Regions from separate parts of the Homo sapiens genome. Here regions 1 and 3 are each linked to region 2. A link is an interaction called in ENCODE POLR2A ChIA-PET data of the cell type or tissue named here. Cell type or tissue: MCF 10A. All regions are shown on one strand.

The links. ChIA-PET counts read pairs that join two places held together with the same protein. Peaks named below come from ENCODE experiments on the same cell type or tissue, not always from the same donor. Only the 100,000 strongest peaks of a DNase experiment are listed, where the experiment ranks them.
Region 1: POLR2A ChIA-PET joins it to region 2 with 16 read pairs; 4 of 35 experiments call an interaction of 5 or more read pairs at or near these places.
Region 3: POLR2A ChIA-PET joins it to region 2 with 10 read pairs; 2 of 35 experiments call an interaction of 5 or more read pairs at or near these places.

The regions. Positions count from the first base shown.
Region 1 is chr12:26,109,386-26,117,385 of GRCh38, forward strand. No RefSeq gene overlaps it. Among named protein-coding and RNA genes, the nearest start is that of BHLHE41, 12 kb to the right of the region's middle. RefSeq lists a silencer at 4,775-5,124. In MCF 10A, no CTCF peak of the experiment used is centred here; DNase peaks (open chromatin) are centred at 4,936 and 5,046.
Region 2 is chr12:26,316,242-26,324,241 of GRCh38, forward strand. It overlaps ITPR2-AS2 (ITPR2 antisense RNA 2), which reads left to right and starts at 2,683. Exons shown (of 6, transcript NR_199072.1): 1 at 2,683-2,763. It overlaps LOC107984482 (a long non-coding RNA gene), which reads right to left. Exons shown (of 3, transcript XR_001749054.2): 3 at 6,679-6,954. RefSeq lists an enhancer at 2,376-2,425. In MCF 10A, no CTCF peak of the experiment used is centred here; DNase peaks (open chromatin) are centred at 2,110, 2,540 and 3,470.
Region 3 is chr12:26,223,125-26,231,124 of GRCh38, forward strand. It overlaps SSPN (sarcospan), which reads left to right. Exons shown (of 3, transcript NM_005086.5): 2 at 1,169-1,255; 3 at 7,587-8,000. The coding sequence ends at 7,952. The region is part of intron 1 of SSPN-AS1 (SSPN antisense RNA 1); the gene reads right to left. Among named protein-coding and RNA genes, the nearest start is that of SSPN, 32 kb to the left of the region's middle. RefSeq lists an enhancer at 3,124-3,759. In MCF 10A, no CTCF peak of the experiment used is centred here; no DNase peak of the experiment used is centred here.

The DNA of each region.
Region 1 (8,000 bases), 210 kb before region 2:
CAGGAATGCGATGATGAATGAACAACAGATCTCTCTTAACAGAGGTCCAGACTTGTTACATGCGGCGGATAGGGAAGTTTTAACAGGTAGTTTCAATGCATCACCAACGGCACAAGTGGAAGCCTTGGCTTTGAGCAGGAGGAGGGTCACATTTCCTCTGCAGCTGGAAGGAAAGTGAGGACACGGGAGGAGGAAAGCAGGGAGGGCTGAAAGCTGGGGAAAGCATGACCATTGGCAGAATTTTCTTGGTGAAATAGGGGTTTTCCTGAGAGAGAGGAGTCTGGAAATAAGCCGAGGTCTTGGGTAAGTGGGAGAGAGAGGTCTGGGAGGGTCATAAGGAAATTCGAGAAGGAGCTAAGAACAAGTAAACAGTCTGACAGACAGCAGTGCAGGCCAAGCGAAGGCTGGAGGTGGTGCCAATCTGCCTGACAGGACTGTTAGGGCGTCCAGGTGCTGGAGACATACACAATTAATTACAATACAATGTGAAGAGTCTCAATGTGACAGGATGATTTACTGAGACGTTACTCTCTGTCTGTTCTCCTTGCATTTCCCCCCTCAACCATTTTCAAGAATGGCTCTGGGGCTAGTTACATCAGGGGAGTTTTGAAGCAAACCTCCTACCAGGCCCTTTATTTTTTTCTTTTTTATAGCAGAGGTCTCAAAGCAGCCTTCTCCAGATTGAATAATACTTTAACAGATAGATTTCATTTGTAATGAATAGTGTTTTGAAGTTTTCAAAAATAATTGCCAACATTTTGAAAGTAGATTTCACATAAAATCTAGATTTCAGCTTTTCCTGGAAAAATTGGATGATCTCGCAATACTGGGCCTACGTTTTCACCAGGCTGCAATTGCTTGGAGCTGAGTAATGTCTGTCCCTTTTAAAGGAGGCGCAACCTCCAGTTCACTCTGGTCCCTACCATTTTCTCTGCCAATACCATTCATTCAGGTTAGCTGCCTGGTCTCTGCAGCCCTCTCTAAATAAAGCTGGAAATTATGTTAGGGGGAAGGAGTGGAGGCAGAAGCAATAAGCAGTGGGGCACAGGTGTGCAGCTCCTTGGGCGTGGCAAAGCCCAGGAGGGGAATAGGGACACAATGCCCCAAAGGCCTAGGACTTCCAGCATCAGCAAAGACTCCTACCTAGAAAGTGACAGAGAAGGCAAGGATACCAAACAGCAGGCTCTGACACTGACAATTATCTAGGGCAGTCTGAGAAAGAAGGGGTCCTTCCCCTGGTTCCTGAAATCCCGAGTCCTTGTGAAAATCCTAGAGAGTTTGGGGAGGGGAGGGGGACAGGAGAGTCCACAATGACTGAGATCATTTTCCAACAGCCCTTGGGGAAGTAGCGTGAAGTCAGACTTAATGAGAGAAAATAAGAATATCCATCACTTCTTGTACATGCACGTTTGTGGAATAAGATGTTAAACATCAAAATGGAGATTTAAAGAAAGGGCTAAGAGTAAAGAAGTGGGTGAGGTTAAGTTTTGACTAAAATAGTTATGGAAGTTTTCACAGAGGAGGTGCAATTTGAGCTGAGTTTTGAAGGATGAGTAGGAGGTATCCAAATGTAAGTTAATCTACCTAAAGACAAACATTTGAGAGTGCAAAGCATATTCAGGGAACTTGCAGTAGTTCCGTGCAACTAGGCCATTAGATGCTCATCTTTCGGTGGGGGAAAACAGGACAAGGAAGGAAATGGAAGAGAGTGAAACCAGAAGGGAAGGTTTAAGCCTTCACACATTCTTCATGACTGTATGAAGTATACTATGCTTTAGTATACCTTCTGTGTTTAGAAAGTTAATTGACTGGGCGCGGTGGCTCACGTCTGTAATCCCAGCACTTTGGGAGGCCAAGGCGAATGGACCACAAGGTCAGAAGTTCGAGACCAGTCTGCCCAACATGGTGAAACCCTGTCTCTACTAAAAATACAAAAATTAGCTGGGCATGGTGGCAGCGCCTGTAATCCCAGCTACTCGGGAGGCTGAGGCAGGAGGAATTGCTTGAACCCTTGAACCCGGGAGGCGGAGGTTGCAGTGAGCCGAGATCGTGCCACTGCACTCCAGCTCTGTGGGACTGAGCAAGACTCCATCTTGGGGGAAAAAAAAAGAAACAAAGTTAATTGTGCTGGCTGTGTGTTCAATGCTTGGGGAAAGGGAGATTGGACAAAGGCCGTTAAGTAGGCTCTTGCAACAGTCCAGGTGAGAGTTGATAAGGGTTTGAATAGTCACTGTGGGAATGGAAAGGCGGGTTTGGATTTCAATAGTCATTTATTGAGTACTTACTGTGTGCCAGGCATTGTGCTAGGTGCTGAGATTACACAAATAAATACTGAGCCTTGCTTTGAAGAAGCTCATTGATTAAGGGACAAAGATGACCACACCTGGTAGAGCCAGCCTAGAGCTGAAGCAGCTGAGACTGTCAAGCCTTAGTCTCATGTGTTGTACATTCCATCATGGGTCACATTCTGAGGGTCTGTTTCCACACAGGGGTTGGGGCCATCTAAGAGGTGAGATACAACCTACCTTGCAAGTTTTGAAACTCATTTCTTCCTCTACAGGGCTATTACAGCTATTCTTGCTGACTAAAGGGATCAAATGATCAAAATCTCCTTTAATTTTCAATTTTACAGAAGGAACTTCTCTAGATGAGCAATTTTTTAGACATGGTAACTTGCAATCATTTGGACTAAGGTGAAATTGAATTAACTCTATTGTTAAGGGAACTCCATTAATGCTTCATCACTGTTTCCAATAAGCTTCCGAATCAGGCTGAATCTTTTCCCACTTGCAGGTATAAGATGTTCACTGCCTTTGCCTCCTTACCACTTGCTGACTTCTCTATGTAGTTTATTCTTTGGATCACACAGTGCCTGGGACATAGGTGTTCAGTAAGAGTGGAGGACATGGGTTCGTAACACGCAATGTGATGCTTTGAAAAGTTGTGCGCTGTTATCTTTGGAGGCGATCAAACTGAACTAGTTGCTAGAAATGTTCATTCATCCAGAAAATATTTATTGAGAGTCATACATATTTATTTACAAAAGGCCATGTTTATTTACTTATTTATTGCCAGACACCATTCTTGCATTGCACAAAGCAACGAACCAAACTAAGTCCCTGCTTATCCTAGTGAGGTGGACAAGCAATAAACAGATTATGAGTGTGTATACACACACAGTACATCGTTGTAATGACAGGTGATACCTGCTATTTAGAAAAACAAAACAGTAAAAATAAAGGATGATGTTGGTGGGGAGGAAGCATTTTATACATTGCCTATGGGTTGCTCGGGGAAGGCCTTTCTAAAGAACGGTATTTGAAAAGAGACTTACAAAACATGGAGAGAAAAGGTGACGGAATTGGCTTTCCAGATATCTGGGGACCCAGTCTTGCAGGCAGAAGAAGGAAAAAATGCAAACATTCTGGTAAAGAATCAAGCCTGTCCTGCTGGAAGACCAGCAGGGAGGCTAGTATGAAAGGAGTGAGGAAAGGGGAGAAGAAAGAGGAGACCGTGAGTAGGAATTGATAGGATTAGAGATCCAGCCCTTTCACCTGACATTCTTCCTAAGGGCCAACTGAAAAAATTTCATGCTGAGGGAGAGGATGACTAATTGTCGTAAATAATCATTGTGTTGGCAAATGCCTGGGAAGCTTTGAGACTTTGCTAGGAGTCGTAAACATCACGAGCGGTGATGAACTTGCCTGTATGATCGCTGCTGTATCTCCAACGCCTGGCACATATAGAAGCTCAATATATATTTGAGTGAATGTTTGAAGTTTATCTTTGCTTTTTCAACCTTTCAGAATATTAATGACTAAACTGTCTCGTGCAAACGGTCTAACGTGGTGGGGGGCCGCGGGGAGGAAGTGCAATTGAAACTCAACCTATAGGACATTATGCATACATATCATTAACAGACAAACAACAAACAAAGGATGCCTTGTGCTTTGTTAATGTCTGTTAGCTTCCAGCAGCCTGTCTCCAGGGTGGCACTCACTGTGCCATTTAGACTGGAGAGATTACAACCATTCTGTAATGTCTTAGCAAATACTGGCACCTGACCTGTCCAGATATTTCTGGCAACGTCTGAGATCTTTTTCCATCACATGACCAAAGCCATATTTGCAGAGGGTAGTGGTACTTCTCTACTTTTGCAACACCCTTGGGTATACTCAGTTATCTAAAAGACACCATGAACTCCAAATTACTCCAAAGTAATTGTTCATTTTAGGCTGTTTATAAACAGGCATGTTTCAGAAAGTGTTACAAAATCAACGTGGTCACTTCCAAGAGTGAAAGTGTTAGATGACCAATTTGCCCAAAAGGGGTTTGTAAATAACTAGATGGTAATTTACCAAAAAAAACCCAACCAAACAAACAAACAAAAAAAAAACAACAAATCCATCCCCCGGCCCCTGGCTACATTAGTTTCCTTCATTTTACTGCACCATGCAAAATCCGTTCGTGCCATAAAATCACTTCTCTTACTTTACACCTTGAACGGAAAGTCCCAGTGTATTTCATCACAATTAAACAAATCGCCTAGTACTTAATTAGTGGGAATTCAATTTGCAAAACTCCACGTGAGCCCAGTGAAAAGATGTAATGCCTCAGACAGCCGGTACTGCGACACCTCGTTTGCCCAGAACTCTCCTCTGGCACTTTCTCCCCACCCCCACCCACCACCTGGGGTTTTCCCCGCAAGTCCTGGCCCGGGGCCTGGACCTGCTGAGGTCCCGCCCGGCCGCGGCCCGCTCTAGACCGGAGTTCCCGCCCCAAGGCCCTTCTGAGGCGGGTGTCGACCTTCGCGTAACCCGCGCCCAGGAGGGCCGCTCGGAAACTGCTGTGTCAGAATGGTTTGAGGAGTCCCGAGTCAGAGCCAGCTTTAATTCGGGAGGGATGACTACCCAGGGCTGGCCCGCGGAGACGCAGCCGGGAAGGGTGTGGTGCAGCTGTCGGGAGAGCGCGCCCGGGCCCGGCCGCCTCGGCTCCGCCCTCGGCCCCACGGTCCCCCATCCCGCCGCCCGCCAGCGCCCCGGGGCCAGCGTCTGGAGAACTGTGGACGCGCACGCGCGTAGGACGGCGAGCAGGCCCCGCCCCTCCCCGGCCCCCTCTCACGTGCTGCTCAGCGTGCGCCCAGACATGTGCGGGCACACGTGACAGCGCCGCGTCCGGCCCCGGTTCCCTAACCCCGCGCGGCTGTACTTTGAACCCAGGCGTGGGAGACTGGAGCAGGGAAGGGAGGAAGGAAAACCAGGCGGGGAGGCCGGCCTCGGGGAGAATGATATCATCTGCAGCTTTATCGCTAGGCAACCTAAGAATGCTTTTCCTCTCTCTCCAATCCTAGAGCCCCTTGAAGAGCTCAAGGCTGATGACATTATTCCCCCCTCCTTTCCCTCCAACCCCCCATGCAGCGCTCAAACGGTGATTCAAGGAGCAAGGGTTGGTTTACTAGTTTTAAAATGAGGATCTTAGCAGGCACAGTTCAGAAATCGATCCATTATCGCGCCCACTTGGGTCTGCAGAGGCCTTCGGGGGTGCCTGCAGTCAGGTGCCTCTCTGGTCATACGCGGTTTACACAACCACGATATGGCTAGGCAGATAGATAAGCCTTGTTCAAGATAATATGTATTTGAAAACTAAGTCCTGCTTAAGGTGTCTTAGAATCCTGTGTCTTTATAATACTATAAGGGTTTTTCTGGTTGCTCTGAGTTACAGGTCGCCAGGAGTTGGGTCAGACTGAAGTCCCCCTGTTACAGCTAATTTTCGAATCACAGTGAGGAAGCCGCAAGGCCGCATATGGAAGCAACATGTATTAAACTATCTGGCAGATACTCAATATCTCTGTTGTGCAGCACATAATATTCTGTGTGCACACCCATATGGAAAAGGCTCCAAAATTGAAACCTTAGCTAAAGTTCACAGTGCCCTAAAAATACTCTATATAAAAACTGTAGCACATGGCCCTCTCTCCAGCTTGCTGGATTCTAGAGGTTCTCTCTGACCAGCTTCATAGGTTATTTTGGTCCTAGATCCCTTCTGTTATAGAGAACCTCTAGGGCACAACCAGGACCACACAGGTATAGAGGGGCAGAAAGCCCACCGTTATGTGGAGACTTCCAAACTAGGAAAGGCACATTTCTGGATGTCTCCAAAGTGAGTGGATGATGGAATAGTATGGTTATTTGTAGGAGACTTTGAAAATTATTTCCCTAGAATTTCATCTCTCTCAAAATTATTGCATGCTCTATGCCATAATTTAGCAAGATTATTATGGTGATAATCTTTCCTTCTCCACCAGCAAGTATACTCTGCCTTTGAGGATCGCACATGGGCTAGCTCAACTCATTCCATGAGAAAACCTTAGCCTGTCCCTCCCCATTACTAAAACTATGGCATAAAAGTATAAAGAGCACTAGACTCAGAACCAAAAATCCTGGTTCTCTTACTGAGCTCTATGACCTTGGACTAGTTCTTTGCCTCAGCTTCCTCCCAAAGGTTTTTGAAAATCAGGCCTTAGGATGCCATGTTTCCCTCTAGAACTGCTCAGTCTCTCTCACTCCCTTACTCGAAGGGAAAGAAGTCACCATTAGTTTCTTTTGTAAAACAGATAGATGGAGGAGGTGAGACAAAGAGCTGCTCATGAGGTACTGCTTTCGTTCCCCTACCACATGAGATATGATCATGCTCTGAATACTATCATATCTCACTTCGCAGCAGGAAATATCGTGACTCCCTAGTCCCAGCCCATGGTTCAAATCCTCAGGAGGCGATTTTGGTGAGAGCCAGCATAGCAGTCACGCTCTAAAGAGACTGGCAAGTTAGGAAATCCTTGCTTAGACCTCAAGTCAAATATAGCCAATTAAACTGTACTGCAGCTTATTGTAAATGGCACTTTTTAAAGTTTAATTTCCAGTTGTTCATTGCTAGTGTATAAAAATACAATGTATATTTGTTTATTGATGTTTTCTTCTGTAGCTTTTCTAAATTCTTGTATTTGTTCTAGTAGGATTTTTTTTTGGTAGATTGATTCCCTATGATTTATGTACCTGATAATGTCATCTCTAAATAAAGAAAATTTTACTATAAAAACGTAAATAAAGTGTAGTGCAGCTTAGCACGGGAGCAGGGTCGGCCAGAACCTTCTCTTTGGAGATGGCCTCATGCCCTTATTGTGCTGCCGTTCCTTCTGTAAAACCCAGCTACTTCTCACCTAGGCCTCCTCACTTGGATGTAATTAGTAGCTCCCACCCCCACCACAGCAGTGTATCCATCCCTGGATAACACTTACTGTGTTGCAATGTAATTTATTTTAGTATAGGTCTATCACCCACACTAGACTCTGAGATCTTCAGAGGTTAATCTTTGATTCTCTAGCACTTACCATGGCACCTCACATACAGCAAGCAAAACAAATATCTGAATCCCCACACCATTTATTGAATCCATAAACTCAAGAAGAAAAGGAATATGCTGTAATCGATGAGGAGTCTGAAACCTCTCACCATGGGTGTGTCTAAATTCAGAGGCAGCATCTGGACCTACACACCCATCCTGCCAGTTCCCCAGAATACTTTTGCATTCTGCCGGCTGCCCAAGAAGTCCAATACCCAGAGGCAGGGGAGGTTACATACTAGAAGCAGGAGCCAGAGTCATCCTTAAATCAAAATGCTGAGTCAGTTTCACTAGTGGCCCTCCCTCCCCTATTCTTAGCAACTAGAGAGAGGTGTTCATCTAATCAAATAACTTATTCCTGACATGCAAATTTGTTTATTTTGTGGTTAGTTGTGGGCTAAAACCATTAGCAAGTTGCTTTTATTTTTATGTAATAAAATGATGGCAAAATATATAACGTATTTGAAGGCATTTGCATAAGTAATCTTGAAGGCATTTGCATAAGAAGCATCGCTGAGAATCTGGAAGTTAAAGGAAATAAAAAAGCTGAGAATCTATCTGGAAGTTAAAGGAAATAAAAAAGGTCACAGATTCTACAAATT
Region 2 (8,000 bases):
CTCCGTGGTGGTGGGACCTACTGAGCAAGACCACTTGGCTCCCTGGCTTCAGCCCTCTTTCCAGGGGAGTGAATGGTTGTCTCACTGGGCTTCCAAGTACCACTGGGGTACAAAAAAAAACCTCCTGCAGCTAGCTTGATGTCTGCCCAAATGGCCACCCAGTTTTGTGCTTGAAACCTAGGGCCCTGGTGGCAAAGGCACTGGAGGGAATCTCGTGGTCTGCAGGTTGGGAAGACCATGGGAAAAGCGAAGTATCCGGGCCAGAGTGCACACTTCCTCACGGCACAGTCCCTCATGGCTTCCCTTAGCTAGGGGAGGGAGTTCCCTGACCCTCTGTGCTTCCCAGGTGAGGCGACGCCCCACCCTGCTTTGGCTTGCCCTCTGTGGGCTGCACCCACTGTCTAACCAGTCCCAGCAAGATGAACTGGGTACCTCAGTTGTAAATGCAGAAATCACCCACCCTCTGCGTTGGTCTACCTGGGAGCTGCAGACCAGAGCTGTTCCTATTTGGCCATGTTGCCCCCTCCTCCTCACTGTTATTTTTAATAATGAAAAAACAGAAATTGGCTGGGTGGTGGCTCCTGCCTGTAATCCCAACACTCTGGGAGGCTGAGGCCGGTGGATTGCTTGAGGTCAGGAGTTTGAGACCAGACTGGGCAACATAGTGAAACTCCATCTCTACTGAAAATACAAAAATTTGCTGGGGGCAGTAGTGCACCTATAGTCCTAGCTACTTGGGAGGCTGAGGTGCGAGAATTGCTTGAGCCTGGGAGGTCAAGATTTCAGTGAGCTGAGATCATGCCACTGTACTCCATCCTGGGCAACAGAGTGAGACCCTGTCTCAAAAACAACAACAAATAATCCAGCCATTACCTAAATGCCAAGAAATAAAAGACTGATGTATAAAAACAGGGGCCTTTGGTGTGATGGATGCATTAGCATTTACAACTGAGTTTCCTGCTCTAGCCTAACCTGCCCTGCAGACCCCTGTAAGGCCTCCCCAAGTATTTCTGGACTTCCTCTAAGTTCTCCCACAGGAACTCATAAGTCAGACTATTAGATATAATCACATGTGGAATTTGCCTTATTCTTTCTCTTTCTCCCCCTCTCCCTCCTCAGCATCCTCTACTCACAACACCTTCTGAAGGAGCCTCAGTCCTGCCATGACTGGCAGAACCTATCACGAGCATCGCCGGCATCCATGCCAACAGCTCACCTGCAAGGCTTTCAACTCTGCTGACCTTCAGAGTGTCAGAGCAGTGCCGAAGCCCAGGACATGGCTGTCATCCCTTATTCCTCCTAGCTCAAATCACCCTCAATATCCTGATAGGAACCAAATACCAGGCCATCCCGCCATTTCAGTCTCTGTCCCAAGGACTCCTCATTAAATTCCATCATCATCCTTCAGCTAACAACCAAAAGCCTTCCTGAAACACAGCCTCATGCAAATAGGTACTGAGAAAACTTCCTAGCCCCTAGTTCTGCAAACACTCACCTACGCAGTTTAGAATCAGCTAGGTTACGTGCCTGTGCATTTATATATGCAGATAAATAATACAGCAGCTATACTACAAGTAGGTGTCTCTTCAGCCTGTTTACTTTAATTTTTACATATTAGGCTCATCTCTGAATGCCCAAAAGAGGATGTAACTGATATATTCTCCTGGCAAAAGAGTCAGGAGTCATTTCCCAGCTGAGGGGATGGGTTGATGCTCTTCCATTTTCTCTTAACCCTGTGCAAATGGTGCTGGGCCATAAGAGGACATCTGGGATTCAACTCCCACTGTGTATGGCTAAGAATCAGAACAAAGTATGATGTCCACAGAGGACCTTGAGCTCACAGGCTCCATTCCAGAGAGTAATACAGGGATAGTAAACCACTGGAAGCAAAGACTCCCTGTGGAATAGCTGCAGTCATCCCCCATGCTGGCCCAGCCACCTGAGAAGAGACAGTCTTGTTAGGTTGACTTAACTATTGGTCACCTGAATTTAATTTGGCTTACTGAATTATGGATGAAGGAGACAATAATCCCCAAGAGTTGGCCAATCTTTGTCATCAGGGGTTTTCTTATGTTGGTGAGAGTGTTCTAGTACCTTAATAGGCAGCTTGAGTTTGATGCATGAGTCATAATGAATCAGATGTACCAGAGTTGTTGTTTTGATTCAGCTCAGCAGTTATGTCTTTGAATCTGAGTCTCAGATGGGCACCTGAATAGACTCATCACAAAGCTTCATTGCAAATTATACAGTGCAGGGAAGCTCAACAAATTATTCTGATTGTTTCCAGAAAGAAAAAGGAAGGCAGGATTATACAGCATTTAGTGTCACCAATTAACAAGGTCATGGGGCTGAACCACTCATTCCAAAAACTTAATATCTACAAACTCAAGCACAAGGAGCCTCTTTTAATTATTTGGAAACTGTGGGCTGCAGGGAAAGCGAGTGCTCTCAGCCTTGTGATCTGAGCAAGGTTCAGGAGCTGGAGTGGGTTTGGCTGAGTCACCACTGGCTGCATGACCCCACACACATCACCTGACCTCCACATGCTTCAGCTGGCCCGGCTGTAGAGATGAGAAAATGCAGCCGGAAGGCCCCAAGGGGCAAAAACAGCCTTCTGCACACAGCTGCCCTGGGGCAGCTTCCTGCGGCACAGTTTAGCTCTATCAGAGGCAGGGGGACCCTAGTCTGGGCCACCAAAGCAGCCTTACCTAAAAGCCACCTTTGGGAAAGGGCCTGTTTCATGCCGCAAGTGTAGGAGTATAAGTAAGTAAAACCTTTTTTAAGCCTTGAAAATACTCATATGTTTTGGTTGCATGATTTCATTTGAATGAATTTATTCTTAGTCAGGAATCAGAGGCGTACACAAATATGTATGTTCAATCATGCTCATCATAGTGTTAACTTTAGTAACGAAAAACTGAAAATTATCTAAATGTTCAACTGTAAAGCATTGTACAACAAACTATGGTACATTTTTATTTTGGAAGGTTGTATGGCCATTAAAAAATCACTAGAACAGAATAATCAATGACCTGGGAAAATGTCCACCGTAGGATAGTATATAGAGAAGGACCGTAAAACAACATTGTTAGAATAATCCAATTTGTTTTACACTATATGTACTCCCAGGTGGATAGACAAAAGCCTGGAAGGTGAGACAAGAAATTATTAATGATGTTTAATCTCTGCGTTTGGGGATTATCAGCTCTTTTTAAAATTTATGGTGCTTGCCTGTATGTTCCAATATTTTCTATCACAATGGTCATGTGTTCTTTTTGCCATAAAAATCAATTTTGAAATTCCCCGAGTTGCTGTTAACTTGGCCTGTCTGTTGCATATGGGGCCAAACTACACGCCTACCTGTGGAGCAAATGAATACAGTGACTCATCTGTGAGCTGAGGCTTGAGCAATTCCAGCCCAGGAGGCTCTCCGGCCTGGGAACAGAGTGGGATTTTTTGTCTGAGGAGGCTGAGTCTGGAAGAAGGATGACTCTGTGGGTGGTTTCCTAGATCCTCAATGCACGTGGCTTCCGGCCTTGACTCCTCCCTTAAATTCTGGGTTGCTGGCCAAGGCTGAAGAACAAATTTGCCTCAGCAGCCAACTCCTCTATGTAAGCCTGACATTTACTCTGTATCTACATAATATCTATTAAGCAACACCTGATCCTGTTCACCAGGATGTATGTTCCCAGGGAAACCTTCCTTTCAAAGTTAAGCAGGCATTCTTGGTAAGTAGCCCTAACACCTGGGAATCATGCAGTTAACTTTCCAGGCCTCAATCCTACATGAGTGTCCTGGGTTATAATAGCATGGCTGGATGGGTGGTGATCTCACCATTTTAGCCAGTGGCTCATCCTGCATGGGAAGAAAAGTTTTAAAATGGCACAGCTTCCTTTGAGAAGAGAGCCATCTGCTCCATAATATATGGGGAAGGAAAATGGTGCTTTATGAGACAATCAGAGCAAATTGGTACATCATCATGGAGCTTTCAAGGTGATATTTTCTAAAACAACATAGCCATTTTTTATTCCTCTTACCAAAGCCAAGGGGCAGTCGATAATCTCAACATTTCTGCTCTCTGCTTCAGGTGTAGGCTGTCATTGGCTTGCTTAGGTCAATAGTGGACACCAGCCTTCCCTGAGCTGACTTATTGAAGATGGCCCAAGGGCCTGGCAGGCAGTCTGAAGTACAATCTAACATTGTAACAGATAAGTCCCAGTGTGAAAGAGAGTCATATTATCTCCATTTCACACAGAAGAAACCAAAGTATGAATCCTCATCAAAATACATTTTATTGAGCACATACTTTGTGTCTGGTAACGTTTCAGGCACTGGGAAAACAGCAGTGAACAAAATAGATCAAGTCTTTGCCCTCAAAAAGTTTACATTCTTTTGAGAGTAAACAATAAGCAGAGTTTTAATATACTGGGTGATAATCAATATGAAGAAAAGTAAGGCTGAGTAAGAGGATAGAGAATAAAGGAAGTGCAATTCTATATAGAGTAACTAGGGGAGTTTTTTCTGATAAACTGATGTTTGAGCAGAGACAAAAAGGCAGGGAGGAAGTGAGCCACTTGCATCCTTGCAGGACAAATGTTTGAAATAGAGAAAAGAAGGCTGGGTGCGATGGCTCACACCTGTAATCCCAGCATTTTGGGAGGCCAAAGCAGGCAGATCACCTGAAGTCAAGAGTTGGAGATCAGCCTGGCCAACATGGAGAAAGCCTGTTTCTACTAAAAATACAAAAACTAGCTGGGTGTAGTGGCATGCGCCTGTAATCCCAGCTACTCGGGAAGCTGAGGCAGGAGAATCGCTGGAACCCAGGAAGCGGAGGTTGCAGTGAGCCAAGATCATGCCACTGCACTCCAGCCTGCAAAACAGAGTGAGACTCTGTCTCAAAAAATATATATATTAAAAAAAAAGAAAAAGAAAAGAAAAAACAGAAAAAGTGACACAGAGAAAAGAGCAAATGCAAGGCCTTGAGGTGAGAGCACGTCATGATATATTAGAGAATCAGCAAAGATGACACTGTGGCTTCAGATAAGACTCTCATCTTTGAAGGGTTCTCAGCAGAGGAGGGACACGATCTGCCTTATGTGTGCTGGGAGCGGGCACGGTCACAGATGAGAGGAGGGTAACCAGCTAGGACGCAATTGCCATAATCAAGGCAATCATGGTTGGGACCAGGCTTGAAATAATGAAGGTGTAGGAAGTGGAGCAATTTCAAAGGAAGACTTGGGTGCCATTTTAAAGAGCAAGGTCACTAACAAAAAGCACAAAAGTGTAAAAAAGTGGCATTAAATAGATAATGAAAAGGATGCTTATTTGCATCATGAGAGTTGAAACAAGAAGGTAGAATGTCTTGTCTCATCCCAGCTGGAACGTACATGTCGGGTGACTCAAAATTTTTATAGGCCTGCACGTGACTGCAATGATTATGAAAGTGCCATGAGTACTGATCTTGGGGTCACAAATAGAGTTTAGTGAATAAGAAAATTTGCAAATATGGAATTTATGAATAATGAGGACTGAACTGTCTGAAGGGTGAGAGGCCTATTATTCATGTAAGTGGAGATATGATAAATGAGAAGAAAGTTGGAGGTAGAGGCACAGATCTGGGAGTTATTGCAATGTATCTAAATCTCTATATCCTGCATGAAACTGGATGAAACCATCTTAGGAGTGTAGAAAAGTAATAGGAGAGTTCCAGAAACTGGATCCAGGGGCATTACAGCAAGAAGGTGCCTGCAAAGGATGCTGAGAAAGAGCAAATAGTAGAGTAAGAAAAAAACCAGGAAAGAGTCGTGTTTTAAGAATGATGAAGGGAGTCAGGAATGGGTCAATGCTGCTGAAAAGTCGAGTCTCATGAGATGTAAGAATGAACCTTTAGATTAGGCAAGATGAAGGGCACAGGTGATTTGGATGAATAGTTTCATTTGAACACTGGAGGTAAAAGCCTGAGTGGATCAAAGAGCAAATGCACAATTCTTTCCATGAGTTTCTTTTATTGTTTCAAAAATGCAGTTTATCGGGCCAGGTGCAGTGGCTCATGCCTGTAACCCCAGCACTTTGGGAGGTTGAGATGGGGGATCACATGAGGTCAGGAGTTCGAGAGCAGCCTGGCCAACATGGTGAAACAAACCCCATCTCTACTAATAATACAAAAATTAGCTGGGTGTGGTGGTGGGTGCCTATAATGCCAGCAACTCAGGAGGCTGAGGCAGGAGAATCGCTTGAACCTGGGAAGTGGAGGTTGCAGAGAGCCGAGATCATGCCACTACACTCCAGCCTAGGCGACAGAGCCAGACTGTGTCTCAAAAAAAAAAAAAAGCAATTTATTTACGTATTTTTAATTTTTAATTATGTTAAAAAATTTGTGTAGGTACATAGTAGGTGTATATATTTATGGGGTACATTAGATGTTTTGATACAGACATGCAATGTTAAATAAGCACATCATGAAGAATGAGGTGTCCATCTCCTCAAGCATTTATCCTTTAAGTTACAAACAATCCAATTACATTCTCTATGTTATTTTTAAATATATAATTAAGTTACCATTGGCTATAGTCACCCTATTGTTCTATCAAACAGTAGGTCTTATTCATTTTTTTCTATTTTTTTCATACCTATTAACCATCCCCACCTTCCCCCAATCCCCAACTACCCTTCCCAGCCTCTGGTAATCATCCTTCTACTCTCTGTTTTCCAGGAGTTTTGACGTAAATGAGAGAAAGAGAATAAGGTCACAACTGAAGGAGGATGTAGGATCGCAGATTCTTTTTAAAGGGGCGAGTACAACATATGTATGCTAGGGGGAATGAACCAATAGACAGGAGAACTGATGATGTGGATAGGTGAAGTCATCATTGCAGGTGGTACCTCTTCTATGACTGCAGTAACTTACTTAACTTCACATCCATTGTATGTGGTGAGTAGTGTTCCTATCTTCATCTATGGATGAGAAAAATGAAGCAAAGAAAGGTCAGAAACTGGTTCATGGGCACATGGTGATTAAGCGACAGAACCAGGATGCAAATCTGGACCTTCTGTTTCCAGAGCCTGTGCTTTCACTGCTGTGCCACACGTCTGCAACTTTAAATTCCCATCAATTCACATTTATTGATTACTTTGTATCTAGCAGTCACTAGCCAAGGTTGAATGGCGAGAGGAAGAAAGAGTGAAATCCCAGCCTCGGGCCTTTTTTTTTTTTATCACTCTCTTGGAAACATCACACTTTGCCCTCAAAGACAAGCTAGAGAGAAATGCTGCTGCTGCAGTTTGAGTGATGCCCATGAAGTCAGGGTTATTGCCAATACCTGATGCTTCCAGAATGTGTCTCACCTGCAGAAACACTGAGAGGTCAATTTTGAAGCACATGGGAAATAAAACTCATTCTTCAGGGTCATTCCCAAATCAAGAATTTAATTAATCTTCTCATAAACTTCTCCCACTCTTATTTTGATCCCACAGGAGAGATTTCTGAGAAAATAGCTCAGCTTTTCCCAACCAAAATGTATGCAGCTTGGCATTCCTTTGGACCCTGTCTACAGTGGTTAAATAAATCACTTGTTGCTAAACAGAGCAATTTATTCCCCTGACATCTGCATGGCCCTCTTGGTTTATTTTAAAATATATCAACTAACTTGCCACAGCTGCCATTGCTTTTAATGTGTCTGACACATCCAATTTCAATAGCTCAATGAAAATGTCATGCGATAAAACAGAGAGAGGCAGACAGAGAAGGTGATGAGAGTCGATGTGCAGACACACCCTTGGAAAGCAAGCAACAAAAACACTTGTTCAGGTGGGATTCAGGAAAGGGTCTTCCTGCCAGTAGTTTGGGAAATTAATTATATTACATAGAAACATCTCTTTTTATATATTCATTTTTAAAATGTTAATTCTCCATATTTGTTATTTTTACCAATAGAATCTACTCACTCTCCCCGCTATTTCACATCAAGTAGAACCTGCCTGGCTAGTGTTCTTAATTTTTC
Region 3 (8,000 bases), 93 kb before region 2:
CCTGCTCAGAAATTTTCAAGGGAGTACCGCTACTTACTAAATCCATCCCGTATCCCCAGATATTCATCCTACCCTTTTTGCTCTATATGTTTTTTGTTTTTTTGAGATGGAGTTTCGCTCTTGTTACCCAGACTGGAGTGCAATGGCACAATCTCAGCTCACTGCAACCTCTGCCTCCCAGATTCAAGCGATTCTCCTGCCTCAGCCTCCCGAGTACCTGGGATTACAGGTGTGCACCACCACGCCTGGCTAATTTTTGTATTTTCAGTAAAGACGGGTTTCACCATGTTGGCCAGGCTGGTCTCAAACTCCTGACCTCAGGTGATCCACCCGCCTCGGCCTCCCGAAGTGTTGGGATGACAGGCATGAGGCACCGCACCCGCTTATATGTCATTGTTTTAAACTATGGGTGTGCATTTGCTGTTCTTTCAGCACATTCTTTGTGCAGCCCTTCCTCTGTGCTATTGCTTATGGTGCTGCTTTATCCCAAGCTACCTGATTTGAATCCGGGTTCCAAAGAAAAGGCTTTGTGCCTTTTCTTTCTTACTTACAATATGAGAATCATAATATCACCTACCTTATAGGATTTTGTAGCAATTATAGGAGGGAATACAATATAAAACAATTACAGGAGGAATACAATATAAAGCCCTTAGAAGAGCTCTAGCATGTAGTAAATATTCAGCTAATGTTAGTAATCATGTTTCATTTCTTTCAAGGACCATTTCAAATCCGTGTCGTAATGGAAGCCTTTTATATCGCCCAACTCAATGTAATTTCTTCCTCTTTTTGTACTTCTTTGAATAATATTTAACATGAAATGTCCTGCCTTAGAATTTGGTGTGCATTCATTTTGGCTTTCACCGGATTGTAAACTGATGAACACTGAGTAAACTTTATTCATCGTCATATACTCTGAAGGATCTTGTATAGCACCTGGCATATCAAAAGAACTTAGTAAATGCTGGCTAAGTGGAAATCAATTGATTTTTACTAATTTTAAAGTGGTTTTCCACCAGTTGAAAGAAAAACACAGTACATAAAGATAAGTAAAAGAAACGGACAGCTTTATAACATGGATGTGACTGCAGGAAGATACTGAGACTGATGTCATTTGAACGCACAACGTACCCTGATAACATCCTTTCTTCTGTGTTCTCCCTTGCAGGTCTGCTTAGTGGCCTATCTTGGCTTGTTTATGCTTTGTGTCTCATATCAGGTTGACGAACGGACATGTATTCAATTTTCTATGAAAGTAAGTTGTGATTGTTCTTTCTCTTTTATCATCACATAGAAAGAAATCCAAGTACAAAATAAAGGAGTGCCTTCTTAAGGGGTTGCATATCTGATTAGTCTAGAAATTGCATTTTTAGGCAGGCCAAAAAATGTTTTAAGAGGGCATTGATCCAGACCTCAAAGGTAATGCTGATTTTTTTTTTAAGTCTTAATTTCCATGAACTGGGTTGGCCTGGAGGATATGAAGTCTGTCCTTCAGTGCCCTTAAAAGGAATATTGAAAATTCATCAGTTCAACAAAACACTTGGCCAGAAAAAAGGTATCTCTTTCAGTGCCCACTTCCATATCTCGGGGGTTATTTGGGATATTTTAATAATGAAGCAGTCTAAGTGTATTTCCTCTTGTAGGTGGGATCACTGAGACAGAAAAAGTACATTGGGCGCATCCAAATGCTCTGTGCCAAGACTCTCAGGGCAAAGTGGGGGACGGGTGATGGGATATGCGTGGTTTGGCAAGCGTGTGTGTCTTTCATTTGTGTGTATCTTTTTTCTGTTAGGGACAGTGCATTTGGCTGGAGCCAATTCAAGTACACAGCATTTTCACTGCACAACAGAATCTACTCCAAAGGGAAGCAAAGACACTACCTTTCAGAGTATAAGGACATAGACATAGAACTTAGCAATCAGAGCTAGTAGAAAGCAAATTCCTTCATTTTCTCTCAACTACTATAGCAAATAATACAAAGCTATCTTTAATCTTTTTTTTTTTAATTTGGTCCACTAACATTGTTTTTTCTTCTACAAGAAAACATATAAAAACTGGATTTTTTTGTTCACTACAATGAGAAAACATCAGACATAAAAGTAAGTGAATGACATTATTTGAAAGTTACTAAGGTGAAAAAAATAAGGTGTGTTGGAAGATTCCAGTATAATTGAAGCTGTTGACATAAAAAAGCAAAGGGATGATATCTTTTAAAATCATGCTATAAAAAGTAATTAATAGATACAAACATTTACATTATAATAACTAATTTTAAAAAGCTGGTTACACAAAATGTATGATATTATCCTACAGAAAAAATAAAAGCTCTTAATGAGCATAGAAAATACAATTATCTATGAGTGGTGGGATTATATTTGCATTTTGCAGTTTTTCTCTAATTTTGAAATGTTCTCCAATAGTTATAACTTTTCTAAGTAAACAGTTAATAGATACTACTTTTTTAAATGATGAAGTTAGAATTTTGGTGGATATGCCTTCATTTGGAAATTATACTTTTCTGTCTGAGGACTTTCCTTGAAAGAAGGCCAGATAGAGTAGACATCAGTCTATGTTTACTATTTGTTTGGAGAGGTTTGACTAAACAGCAAGGCTTGGTGATTAAAAAAAAAAAAAAAAAAAAAGCCAGAAAGCTTAGTAAGAAATGGCCTGTTAAATTACAAGAACTTCATCCAGTAGCTGAAGAACACCCCAAACTAGGTTTTTATTAGTTTATGTGAAATACCCTCATTTTCCCCCCAGATGATCCCAGAAAACAGCAGAGTCAAAAGCATCAGCTTAAGAGAGACCCCAATGCCATCTCAGCATCTGCACCTTAGTTAAAATAGGGAGTAAGAGAAAAAAAATAGAAAAAAAAAAAAGTCACTGCCAATGTCAGCCAGGTTGAGGATTCCCCACTAGGAAGATCTCATTAGCTACCTCTTTTTTTCCACCCGTGACAGGCATTGGCAAATACTGAGGCACTTTCCTCTTCTCCTGAACGTGACCTTTCTTGATGCTTGCTGCTAGCTCTCTAAGGTTGCATGCTACATTATCTTCAGGTTGAAAGTGAGCTTCAGCCCATCTCCAGATTTTCCAATGACACAACAGGGGACAGCTGACTTCCCTTATGCTTCTCACACTACTGGGGGGGCGAAGGCATAACATGCATCTTCATAGGGCGTTTCTCATCAGCATAGCCGCATTTTGGTGCCCCCATCTCGGGACCCTGGCCTAAGCTTTGTTAGAGGATTTATTTCCTCCTGTTGAATGCCCAGATAGCCAGGACAAGCAAACGGGCCATGATGACAGTCTCATTGTAGTCCACACGTGCACACACACGCACCCTCCCTTTCGCTTAGAGAAAATAGCCACGGGCTCTTTTTTTTTTCTCAAGCTGGGACAGCCCTCTGGGGGTTCGGGGATTGGGGGTAGGGTCCCTTCGCAGGCCCTCGATGCCACCAGCGCGTTCCTTTTTCCTCCCTGGGCTTTGCCTCTCTGCCTCTGGGCTTGGCTGGGCATCGGCTGCAGGTCGCGCTTCCTGCCTTTCCTAGTGGCCTGACTTTCTCAGGGCTCCCCTGGAGGTTCGGAAACGTGTCGGGGGCATGTGCCTGCGGAAACATTCCAGGGCACGTTCCCTCCTGCCCACATCCAGGAGGCCCCTGGGCTGCTTGCGGCAGCCTCCTCCCGAGCAGTGCGCTGCAGAAGGGCCCTTCCCGTTCAGGCCACCGGGGAAGGTAATTAAATTGGAGCAGAAACACCCTCCTCCCGAGGTCACCGAACGTGAAAGCTGCAGGCCGGGTACCAATTAAAGGCAGCGAGCGAGCGGAGACGCGCCCGGGCGCTGCTGTTACATAAGCGCCCGGGGCCACCGCGCCTCCGCCCGCTGCGCAGCGCCGGGCTGATGGGCTGACACCCGCAAGACAGATGCCTCCCGCGCCGGGCTTTTATCAAGATATATTTGCTCGGATTCTCAAGGTCATCGTAAACACTCTTCCTTATAGTGTATTCGTGCCATGTAGGTAAAACAAGCCACTTGATTTTAAATTACAGATTCTAACCCAGAAGCTTGTTGCTGTCAGATGAGTTAAAAGCCATGAAGGAAAAATGCCACAGCGCTGCAGATAAAGCCTGCAGGCTTTAGGGGGGATCGAGTATATATTTATGTCTTAAAATGGATAAGAAACTTGATTCCGTGGCTTTCTCTAGTTTACTTGGCCTGATGCTTTCCGGAGTGGGAGAAGCCGAGTCACTAAAGTGTGAGATAGATACGCACGATATAAATTTATTCATACTCAGAGAAGCTAAGGGGCATGGTTTTTCTTTATGTTCTCTTTGGGTTCTAGCATAAACGGTTTAATTAAAATTGAGCAACCACTGTGTTTGTGTAAATGTTTACATCCTTCCTACAAGCCAAGAATGCATTGTTACTCCCACATGACAAAATAAGACAAAAGCAGTCGAATTAATATCCTCAGTCCTCAGAACTGGCAGCTCTTTCCATCCCTACTAATTTGCTTATTATTTCACAAATACTTAAATAGGCTCCTGTATACCAGACGCTGTTCTAAGTTCTTTACAGACATCAACTCTTTTGATCCTTGTAATTATCCTGTGAAGTAGGTGCTATTATGATCATCATGCCAAGTTTACAGATGAAGAAGTACAGGTGCACAGGGATTGATGAATTTGCCCAGGGACCATGGCTAGTGAGGGGAGAACCTGACTCCCTGGTTCACGCTGTTAATCATCAGCCAGTACTGCTGCGCACTTGTTAAATGGTCTTGGGCACATCTTTTAATCTCTGAGCCAAAAAGTCATCTTTTAAAAATAGACAAAATTCCCATTTTCAGCAAATGGATTTTTGTGACTATCATGAATGAGTAAAATCTTTTTCAACTATTTGAATTATTTGCAGATTGAGAATGAGGGATTATTGTCATTGCTTCAAGATATTGCCCAACAAATGTTACAGAAAATTGCTATCTAAGGAGCTTGGTGCGGTGGCTCATGCCTGTAATCTCAGCACTTTGGGAGGCTGAGTCAGGAGGATCACTTGAGGTCAGGAGTTCAAGACCAGCCTGGGCAAAATGGTGAAACCCTGTCTCTATCAAAAAAAATACAAAAATTAGCTGGGTGTGGTGGCACACACCTGTAGTCCCAGTTACTCAGGAGGCTGAGGCATGAGAATCGCTTCAACCCAGGAGGCAGAAGTTGCAGTGAGCTGAGATCAAGCCACTGCACTCTGTCTCAAAAAAAAAAAAAAAGAAATTGCTATTTAAGGATGTATGTATGTTAGAGGTAGGAAGGTTATCACAAGACCCCCGCCCCCAACTTCCATCCATTGTTGGTGATAAAACAGGTAGAGAAAACTCCATTTGGGGCCATTCTACTAAGCAGATGACTACCAGGTGGGAAATGATCACTTTAACCTGGGCCTTCCCTGGTTAAAATCATAGATATACCATTGTTCCCAGAGCAAACTGTTCCCAGTTCTCTGCTGGCTGTACTGGGAATACAGCTACGATGGGTACACACACACACACACACACAGAACATGGTCAAGACAGTTTAATTTGGCTCTTGGCACCAAGAGTTTGAAGTCAGTAATCAAGCCTGAATATTTCAGAACAACCCAGAATTGTTCAAATATTCTTCCCCATTGGTTCTACAAAATAAATCCATATTTTTAGGCTAAAAACTCCAATTTTTGCATAAAATGTAGTCACTGAAAATATTGAGGGCCAGACGAAGTGGTTCACGGCTCTAATCTCAATACTTTGGGAGGCTGAGGTGGGAGGATCACTTGAGGCTTGGAGTTTGAGACCAGCCTGGGCCACATAGCAAGACTCCATCTCTTAAAAAAAATTTTTTTTATGATGGTACCACTTTGTATATATCTGGTTCCCTTCCTCCAAGGAACACTAATATTGAGTATAATCATTGTTATGTCCCTGAGATATAAGATGTTTCTATAAACTGTTTCACAGATGAAGATACTTAGGTTACATCTGACAATCCTTTAAATGATTTGAAGAGGAAAAAGAATGTGTGTTTAAGATCTCTTTGATGAAAAGATCTAAAGAATCCATGATACTAATTAAGATGTATTAAGAAAAAAATGGCTTTAACTAATTCTACGCTCTTCCAGTGACCTTAGATAGACAGTCAAGCTGTATGTAATCCCTGATGGATTCCCTTACAGGCAAACCAGAGATAAGCTTAGGGCACCAGCAACCAGTATGTACACCCACACCCACACATACATGCACACATACCACTCAAGAAAAAGAAAAAGTAAAAATGTAAATACAGCATTCCAAATTTAAGACTTGAAAACACTTGAAATCATCACTGTGTGGAACACACTCATTTGGAGGACTTTTGTACACATATTTTGTAGTGTCACATATATGTTTTAATTTTGAATTATATATAAGGGAAGGTGGGGGAAGGGCATCATCTTCTCAGAGCTACTTTCCTCTGAACCTGGAAATGACTGGAACTAATATTACTTTGTGAAGTGTCCATTTACCAGAATTGTTCTCTGTAGAGAGCAACTTTTGACTGTGGTAATGTAATTCTTGCACTAAGAACTATGTGTACTAGTCTCAAAAGCTGGGGACTCTGAGCCTTACCTAGAGTCTCAGCAGGTGGACCATTAAGATTAACATTTCTAGTAGGTGAGTTCAATCACAAAAATATTTCTTGTTCCATAGATTTTATTGTGGCCATGTCAGTGAACACCCACAAGTTTTGCTCAGAATATTTTAGGTGTAAGCTAAATCCCTAAATTGTTCAGAGTTCCCACAGCCCTGTAGCAGCAGAGCGAGAACTTTAACCAGACTTTTTCAATCCCAAAGCTAATCTGGAGGCCAACAGTGTTCAAAACCTTGGTGACTGAGGAACCATTTAGAGTTTTTTCAGGCTCAGGAATCACATGGTCGTTGTTGGGCTTGGGGTAAGTTTCACAGGCGATGAAGCTGACGTTGAGTCACTTGACTTCTGGAGCCATAATTTATTTTCTCCCAGCAACCTCCTACTGGGGATTCTCATGTTTATGGATACAGTTTGGCAATCACTACATTGAATGTAGTCTTTTAAAAAAATTAACTTATGCTATTAGTTGACCCATCATTGCTAATTTTGGCCCACACAGTGTTTGCATTACAAAAACCTGTTCTTTACTTCCTAGTCTTGTTTCAGTCTTAATATCAGAAGTTCTTGAGTTCAAAATAAGCACAACATGTCATCCAGGGATGGCTAGCTTGTTTGGGATTCATCTAAACTGCTGGCAATATCTAGACAAAAACATTCCACAGTCCAGCTAATATGGTTGTCACAACTCTTGAAAAGGGCCCAACATCTGGATGGCAAGTGAAAATGTGATCAGGGTTTAAGAACTACCCACTAATAAATAAACATGGAGCTATTTCCATGTCTTGGGTGTTGTGTTTCTAAGAAGAGACAGCCTTTCCATCAGAAAATTTCTGGGAGGGAAGAAAAAGAACAGTTTTGATGAATTCGCTTTGCAAATCATCATCCAATGTTCTTTGTAACCAGAAAGGTTTTCTTCTGCTTTCTTGCAGCTGTTATACTTTCTGCTGAGTGCCCTGGGCCTGACGGTCTGTGTGCTGGCCGTGGCCTTTGCCGCCCACCACTATTCGCAGCTCACACAGTTTACCTGTGAGACCACACTCGACTCTTGCCAGTGCAAACTGCCCTCCTCGGAGCCGCTCAGCAGGACCTTTGTTTACCGGGATGTGACGGACTGTACCAGCGTCACTGGCACTTTCAAACTGTTCTTACTCATCCAGATGATTCTTAATTTGGTCTGCGGCCTTGTGTGCTTGTTGGCCTGCTTTGTGATGTGGAAACATAGGTACCAGGTCTTCTATGTGGGTGTCAGGATATGCTCCCTCACGGCTTCCGAAGGCCCCCAGCAAAAGATCTAACATTCTTGCTCAAAGTTGCGAGAGAAAGTAGCACATGGAGTAGCTGAG